2 separate regions of the Homo sapiens genome follow, and region 2 is linked to region 1. A link is an interaction called in ENCODE POLR2A ChIA-PET data of the cell type or tissue named here. Cell type or tissue: PC-9. All regions are shown on one strand. Links, peaks and the distances in the headings refer to the core of each region. The heading gives the core; the rest is flanking DNA. Region 1 overlaps MAP3K13 (mitogen-activated protein kinase kinase kinase 13). Region 2 overlaps LIPH (lipase H).

Region 1 (4,392 bases), core at 94-4,093:
GGCCTGAGGCAAAGTGCTCTCTGCCAGCCTTGAAGATGAATACAATCCGGTACCAAATTGACAGCTTCACATTAGATCGAATTCACTTGCAATAACCTGTTCAGAACTTTAGAAAATTAAAGACTTAGGGTTTCAGAGGCTTTAATGATCTAGGGACCTATGTTTAATGATGAGAGGCTTACGAGCGTGGTGGCGGGCGCTTGTAGTCCCAGCCACTCGGGAGGCTGAGGCAGGAGAATGGCGTGAACCCGGGAGGCGGAGCTTGCAGTGAGTGGAGATTGTGCCACTGCACTACAGCCTGGGCGACAGAGCGAGACCCCATCTCAAAAAAAAAAAAAAATGATAAGAGGCTTCATCCTCAAATAGTATCAGAATTGAGGAGGCTGTAAGGCAGAAAGCATCTGACTCTATCCCCTTGCTTCTCCATTTGAACCAGGGATTCCTTCACATTTACCATGCTCACAACCCCAACACCAATGGCTATTTACCAAATAGCTCAGAGCTTACAATTGCTTTTGAATACCATCCTCCATGCCCTGGTTTTGCACGTAATATGTAAAATTTATATAACTTAGGAGTTTTGATTTAACAGTGTTAGTCTTAGTGAAAATGCATAAGGATTAAAATATTATGGGATATATGAGAGAATTGGAGAATTGATATCATACACCAGGAAAGTGAGAGTAGGCAGTAAGCCCCTAAAAGAGGGAACTTTTTATGGGAACTTCCTCTCTGCCTCTGTTGGTGTGACAAGAGAGGATGGACTTGAGAGGAGACTAGAAAAATATAACATTAGAATTTTTCTGAAATCTTCTCTGAGACAAAGTTGTGGTCACAGAGCCTGCAGATTTAATGTAAGTAATGAGATCTCTTGTTACAGCAAGTCAGATTGATCTCTGTCTTCCCAAAGTCAGCTTGAAACCTAAAGAAGCCAACGCTGCTGGGGTTGGGAGTGTTATTGCTAATAGAGGGAAAGGCTTACTGGGTAACCCAATTACTACTCTATTCTACGGCTTCCTGACTCCTTCCCTCTAAGATTAATTCATAAGGAGAACAAGTTGGTTAAAAAGGAGACCATTCAGAGAGGCCTTCAGGTAGTTCATGTCCTTTACATGTATGCACTGGATGGCAAAAGCAACAGGGTAAGAATGTGAACGGAAGAAATGAACACTACACAATCATGTTTACTTGCAAGTAAAGCAAGGAGGAGGTTGTTCAGTCAACTAAGCACTGTAATAAATATTGCTGAGAATGATGGTGATAAATAAGAGCTGTTTTGAAGTTTATAATGAAGGATTGATTTATACCGTCCATGGAGGAAAGGCAGGATTCATTGTGAGTCCCCTACCTTCACATAATGAGGTAGAATGCAGTAACCTTTGGTTCAGAAATTCTAGGTTCGAGTCCTAGCCCCATGACTTTGGGCTAATCTCTAGTTTTCCTTACATAAAATAACAATACTTGTTACGTATCCCACACAGTTTTTGCCAGGATCAAAGATGTGATAATGGATTCCCCCTAAGATATTATAAACCATGAAAACACTATGCAAATATATATATGTGTGTGTGTATATACAATAAATATATAGTTTTTTTAAATTTTTATTATTTTTTGAGACAGGGTTGTGCTCTGTGGTCCAGGCTGGAGTGCAGTGGTGTGATCATGGCTTACTGTAGGCTTGACCTTCTGGGCTTAAGTGATTCTCCCACCTCAGCCTCCTGAGTAGCTTGAACTATAGGCTCATACTACCATGCCTGGCTAATTTTTAAATTTTTTGTAGAGATGGGTTTTCACTATATTGCCCAGGCTACAAATATATTTTGAAAAGAGATTAATCCTTTGCTTATCTAACCCAAAATGTGATGATAAATAATAAAAATAATGTTTAAAAATAGGAGTTATACTGAAATAAATCATTTTATCAATTTCTTTCTTCATTCAATTTGGGGAACTAACTACACACTCCTCTTAAAGTGATTGGTAGCCAAGAAATCATTTTGAAAACAGAGATTACTAGAAATAGCCCTGCTTCTCTTACATAGCCAGTGTTTATTTTTCCTATGGCCATTGTGAACCTTGTAATTGTTTATTTCCTCCTTTGCTTAGACACTAGAAGCTCAAAGCCAAATCTGTAATCCACGTCTACAGAATCTTACGGCATATAATTTGTGAACAATTTTTAGTTCTAATGTTTTTACTTTTCCTTTGCCTCTGCTTCTTTTTATTTTTATTATTTATTTATTTTTATTATTTTTTTTTTGAGACAGAGTCTTGCTCTGTCACCCAGGCTGGAGTACAGTGGTGTGATTTCAGCTCACTGCAACCTCCTCCTCCTAGGTTCAAGCAATTCTTCTGCCTCAGCCTCCCAAGTAGCCGGGACTACAGGCACCTGCTACCATGCCTGGCTGATTTTTTGTATTTTTAGTAGAGACAGGGTTTCACCACGTTGGTCAGGCTGGTCTCAAACTCCTGATCTCAAGTGATCCACCCACCTTGGCCTCCCAAAGTTCTAGGATTACAGGCGTGAGCCACTCCACCCAGCTAGCCTGTTTCTTATTTATCCATTTTATCCTGTTGTATACATTTCTGAAACTCAGTTTAAAAAGTTTTTTGAACACATGGAAAACAACAAATCAAGCCTTCTAGCGGGAAGGTCTGGCATTAGCTATCTGAGATGACAGAAGGTGAATACTTCAGATAATAATGAATTTTGTTTCACAGTTGTATGATTTAAAAGCACCAAAAAGGAAAAGTGGTTTCAGATACCTGGACGTATCTGCCCTACAGGTAACCAGGTAGGTCAACAATAACCCAAGAGATGCGCAAACAGAATTACCCACTGTGCTGATTGAAACTGAACTAAAGGTATGATGTCTGAAAACGTCAACTGAGGTTGATAAAAATTCTGTATTTCAAAACAACAAACCAAAATAGCTGAAACATTAGCCCCAGAACTCACTTAGGTGATTTGAGATCACGATGAATAATTTTATGGAGGTGCAAATAATTCATTCCACTTGCAATTCCTGTGGACCAGTCTACTAGCAATCGAGGTGTGATCTTCCTGCCAGCTCGTAAGACCTCGTAGAGTTGTCCATGGGCACAGTATTCCATGATAATACAATAACATGGGGCCTGAGTACAAACACCCCTTCCAAGAAAACATAAACATGTACATCAATACACACATACAAGTATACATATGTATATTTAAAGAATATTTAATAAAAACCAATTCTATACCCGAATTATTTTAAAAATGTGTATAGATAATAGTTCCTGATTCTCAAATTAGCATGGAAACTTCTCTAGTCTACAGGTTTCTCTATGATGCACATAGACAATTTTTGTTTGTTTTGTTCACTCTGGCTATCTATATGCTGTGCTGTGTCTGGTGCCTTTTCTGTGGGACCCTTCCATTCCGGGACAAAGAGCACACTTTTCTGAAGTTTGTGCAGGCTGGATACTGTGTTGTTTTAGATCATTAAGAATAATTTGGGAGGCCAAGGCGGGTGGATCACAGGGTCAGGAGTTCAAGACCAGCCTGGCCAAGATGGTGAAACCCTGTCTCTACTAAACATACAAAAAAATTAGCTGGGCATGGTGGCGCGCGCCTGTAGTCCCAGCTACTCAGGAGACTGAGGCAGAGAACTGCTTGAACCCGGGAGGTGGAGGTTGCAGTGAGCCGAGATTGCACCACTGCACTCTAGCCTGGGAAACAGAGTTAGACTCCCTCTCAAAAATAAAAAATAATAATAATTTGGCCAGGCCGCGGTGGCTCACGCTTGTAATCCCAACACTTTGGGAGTCTGAGGCAGGTGGATCACCAAGGTCAGGAGTTCGAGACCAGCTTGGCCAGCATGGTGAAACCGCGTCTCTACTAAAAATACAAAAATTAGCTGGGCATAGTAGTGCATGCCTGTAATGCCAGCTACTCGGGAGGCTGAGGCAAGAGAATCACTTGAGCCTGGGAGAAGGAGGTTGCAGTGAGCCAAGATCGTGCCACTGCACTCCATCCTGGGTGACAGAGTGAGACTCTGTCTCAGAAAAAAAAAAAAGAAAAAAAAGGAATAATTTAAAATTTCTTCCTTTTAAAGTTTTAGAGGGTTTTATGAGTGTACAGGAAGATAATTCAGAGAAAATACTTCTACTTTTAATATTATTTGCTGAATTTTAAATTACTCAAATTAAAAATAACTAACTAGACTGAGGACCCAAAGACGACTCAATTTTCCATCTTACATAATCTTTGAAAAACATTTCTTTTTTTTTTTCATGTCAGACAGGTAATGTGGTGACGTCGTAACAAGGTTGGAGGGAGGCACATCTCACCCGTGAGTGGGAACACCCAGTCATGCTTATGAATCACAAAAGAATATGAAAATATAC
Region 2 (4,392 bases), core at 72-4,071, 84 kb before region 1:
CTCTCACCATTAATTTTATTTATTTATTTATTTTTGAGACAGGGTCTTACTTTGTTACCCAGGCTGGAATGCAGTGGTGCAATCACAACTCACTGCAGCCTCAAACTCCCAGGCTTATTAATAGCATCCTTATCACTCTGAAAATTGCCCTGGTTCAGATGTTTTATTCATCATGAATCTAGAGCTCTGAAACTGAAGCTCTGTTAATTTTATTTATTTATTTTTGTTTTTTTGAGACACAGTCTCACTCTGTCACCCAGGCTGTATTACAGTGTCACGATCTTGGCTCACTGCAATCTCTGCCTCCCGGATTCAAGCAATTATCGTGCCTCAGCCTCCCAAGTAGCTGGGATTACAGGCTCCTGCTACCGCACCCAGCTAATTTTTGTATTTTTTAAATTAATTTATTATTATTATTATTATTTGAGACCGAGTCTCACTCTGTCGCCCAGGCTGGAGTACAGTGGCACGATCTCGGCTTATTGCAACCTCCGCCTCCTAGGTTCAAGAGATTCTCATGCCTCAGCCTCCCGAGTAGCTGGGACTACAGGTGCCTGCCACCACGCCTGGCTAATTTTGTATTTTTAGTAGAGATGGAGTTTCATCATGTTGGCCAGGCTGGTCTCAAACTCCTGACCTCAGGTGATCCAACCACCTCAGCCTCCCAAAGTTCTGGGATTACAGGCATGAGCCACTGTGCCCAGCCTATTTACTTATTTATTTTTGAGACAGGGTCTTACTTTGCCACCCAGGCTGGAGTGCAGTGGTGCAATCACAGCACACTGCAGCCTCAAACTCCCGGCCTCAAGCCATCCTCTCAGCTCAGCTTTCTCTCCATCTCCCCACCACCTCAAGTAGCTAGGACTACAGGGACTACAGGCGCATGCCACCGCGCCAGGCACTGCTTATTTTCTCTCTCTCTCTCTTTCTTTCTTTCCTTCTTTCTTTCTTTCTTTCTTTCTTTCTTTCTTTCTTTCTTTCTTTCTTTCTTTCTTTTCTTTCTCTCTTTCTCTCTCTCTCTTGCTTGGTCTGTCGCCTGGGCTGGAGGGCAATGGCACAATCATGGCTCACTGCAACCTGGAACTTCTGGGCTCAAGTGATCCTTCTGTCTCAGTCTCCGGAGTAGCTAAGATTACAAGCATGAGCCACCACACTCAACAAATTTTTAATTTTTTTGTAGAGACAGGGTCTCCGTATGTTGCCCAGGCTGGTCTCGAACTCCTGGTCTCAAGCAATCCTCCCGCCCTGGCCTCCCAAACTCTAGGATTATAGATGTAAGCCACTGCGACCAGCTGAAATGGAGGGATTAAAGCTAGAACCAGGTAGGCTAGGTGTGGTGGCTCACACCTGTAATCCCGGCCTTTTGGGAAACTGAGGCGGGAGGACTGCTTGAGTCCAGGAGTTTGAGACCAGCCTGGGCAACATAGCAAGTGCCCCTACAACCGGCTCTCCTCCCCTACCCCCACAAATTAAAAAAAAAAAAAGAAAAAGAAAAAGGCTAGAACTTAGGAAATAAAGGCAAAGACACTCTTGCATTTTATATGTAACACCAGGGGATAGGAGATATAAAATGACATTCATAGACAAAAACTTCAAGGGAGACTTCCCTTGAAGCCTTCTTCACTCCAGGTAGGGATCTGGTAAACCAGACCTTTTGGAGCTGCTGATTTTTTTTTTCCTTTTTTCTTTCTTTTTCTTTTTCTTTTTTTCTTTTTTTTTTTTTTTTGAGACGGAGTCTCGCTCTGTCACCCAGGCTGGAGTGCAGTGGCACGATCTTGGCTCACTGCAACCTCTGCCTCCCCAGTTCAAACAATTCTCCTGCCTTAGCCTCCCGAGTAGCTGGGACTACAGGCACGTGCCACCACACCCAGCTAATTTTTTTTTTTTTTTTTTTGGTATTTTTAATAGATACGGGGTTTCACCATGTTAGCCAGGATGGTCTCAATCTCCTGTCCTCGTGATCCGCCCACCTCGGCCTCCCAAAGTGCTGGGATTACAGTGGTCAGCCACCACACCCAGCTTTTTCTTGTTGTTGTTTAATCTTTATTTTGTGGTTACAACATCATAGGAGCTTCTCTCCTGTTTTTCCAGCTGCTTCGTAGTGATAGTGAGGAACACCCAAATAACATTGACCAAGGGTGAGAAACCGGTTTAGGCATTTATAGAGCGGGTTAATTCTGCAGGGATTGACACCCACTTGGTTTCCCTCTTCAATACCTAGCCTGATACCTGGCCTGACCAGTGAGTTTCGCCCTCTCCTGCCGAGCTTGCTAAACTCAGGGCAGTGAAACCAAGAGTTCAACAGATAGAAGTGGTTGCATTAAGAGGCTGTGTTCTGATCAAGGCTCTTGATCTTCCTGAATCACAGTTCATTCATCTGGAAAATAATAATAGCTACCCTGCCTCCCTTACAGGTTTGCAACATGGATCAAAGGGGCTAGCATATATGAATAAGAGTGGAAGTTCTTTATTTATTAACAACAAAAAGGAAGGGCTGAGTGAGGTTTCTCGGTCATCTAAAGTGGGATAAAGATGAGTATAGCGCTTTCTTTCTTTCTTTCTTTCTTTCTTTCTTTCTTCTTTCTTTCTTTCTTCCTCATCTAAAGTGGGATAAAGATGAGTATAGCATCTGCTTGCTTTCTTTCTTTTTTTCTTTCTCTCTCTCTCTCTCTCTCTCTCTTTCTTTCTTCGAGACAGAGCCTTGCTCTGCCGCCAGGCTGGAATGATCTTGGCTCACTGTAACCTCTGCCTCCCGGGTTCAAGCGATCCTCCTGCCTCAGCCTCCCGAGTAGCTAGGACTACAGGCACACACCACCACGTCCAGCTAATTTTTTTGTATTTTTGTAGAGACGGGATTTCACCATGTTGGCCAGGATGGTCTTGATCTCTTGACCTCATGATCTGCCTGCCTCGGCCTCCCAAAGTGCTGGGATTACAGGTGTGAGCCACTGCGCCCAGGCTGCTCTTTTCTCTTTAATGTGCCCTTTGGTGCTTTTTTCCTGGGGACCGCCCGTTTATCCCCACCCCTTGAACCTCATACACGTGTACGTTCCCTACTGTTGAGCTCTGCATGACACATGCCCCTGATGGAGTCTGGATGCCATTCTCAGGGGCACAGCCAGGGTAACCGTCTCCACTGTGGGAACAAGCTGCAGAGCCATGGAAAGGAGTCCTGGCCAAGTGGGACGGGAGTGTGAGCGCTCACCCACCTGAGGGTGCCCTGCAGCCTGGGAGCCACCCTCATCCAGAAGGATCAAAGGCCCGGCTGCAGGTGACTCATGGTGTGGGGCTGCCAAGTGACTCTGTTTTCCTTCCAGGCCTCGACCCTGCAGGCCCTTTATTCAACGGGAAACCTCACCAAGACAGATTAGATCCCAGTGATGCGCAGTTTGTTGATGTCATCCATTCCGACACTGATGGTAACGCTCCTTTCCTTGTGGGTCAGTGACACCGCCAGGCTCCTAAAGAGTGTCCCCTGGGGAGAGATAATCATGTAGGAGCAGATCAGGTTCCTCTAGATTCTAACTTTTTTTTCCAGGCAGGGTTCCAAATCCACCGAAATATTGAAGGGAAGCTGGTTTAATGTAGGCACCCAGGACCTTGTGCTAGAGCGTGGATGATTATCCCACGGTCTCTTCATATTTTTATTTTTTTAATTTTTTTTGAGACAGAGTCTCGCTCTGTCGCCCAGGCTGGAGTGCAGTGGCGCAATCTCGACTCACTGCAAGCTCTGCCTCCCAGGTTCTCGCCATCCTCCCGCCTCAGCCTCCCGAGTATCTGGGATTATAGGCACACGCCGCCACGCCTGGCTAATTTTTTGTATTTTTAGTAGAGACGGGGTTTCACCGTGTTAGCCAGGATGGTCTCTATCTCCTGACCTTGTGATCCGCCCGCCTCGGCCTCCCAAAGTGCTGGGATTACAGGCGTGAGCCACCGCGCCCGGCATATTTTTAAAGGAATCATCATGCTCAATGAAGGACAGGCTAATTTTTTCAACATGAAGATAAGTGTTTTCCTATGTGCAACTGGGTTTGCATGCATGATTTCTTAGTGTTGTTGGTTCTTTTTATTTTCTTGAGCTGCAGGTGTTAAATCTCTCCACACAGAGTCACTCTGATGCAACTACAGCTCTCTGGCTCTCTGCAGATCTTCTTGGCCATTGCTGTCTTTATTTTTATTTTATTTTATTTTATTTATTTTATTTTATTTATTTTATATTATATTATATTATATTATATTATTTTTTATTTTATTTTATTTTATTTATTTTATATTTTATTTTATTATTTTATTTTTTATTTTATTTTATTTTATTTTATCTTATTTTTATTTTATTTTATCTTATCTTATCTTATTTTATTTTATTTTATTTTATTATTTTGAGACGGAGTT

The links. Peaks named below come from ENCODE experiments on the same cell type or tissue, not always from the same donor. Only the 100,000 strongest peaks of a DNase experiment are listed, where the experiment ranks them.
Region 2: POLR2A ChIA-PET joins it to region 1 with 9 read pairs; 3 of 35 experiments call an interaction of 5 or more read pairs at or near these places.

What each region holds. Positions count from the first base shown.
Region 1 is chr3:185,442,207-185,446,598 of GRCh38, reverse strand. It overlaps MAP3K13 (mitogen-activated protein kinase kinase kinase 13), which reads right to left. Exons shown (of 14, transcript NM_004721.5): 4 at 2,963-3,154. LOC124906361 (small nucleolar RNA U13) reads right to left here and starts at 4,380; the gene lies at 4,280-4,380. In PC-9, for the core only: no CTCF peak of the experiment used is centred there; no DNase peak of the experiment used is centred there.
Region 2 is chr3:185,526,511-185,530,902 of GRCh38, reverse strand. It overlaps LIPH (lipase H), which reads left to right. Exons shown (of 10, transcript NM_139248.3): 4 at 3,318-3,419. Among named protein-coding and RNA genes, the nearest start is that of LIPH, 24 kb to the left of the region's middle. In PC-9, for the core only: no CTCF peak of the experiment used is centred there; DNase peaks (open chromatin) are centred at 2,182 and 3,222; H3K27ac peaks cover 1,586 bases.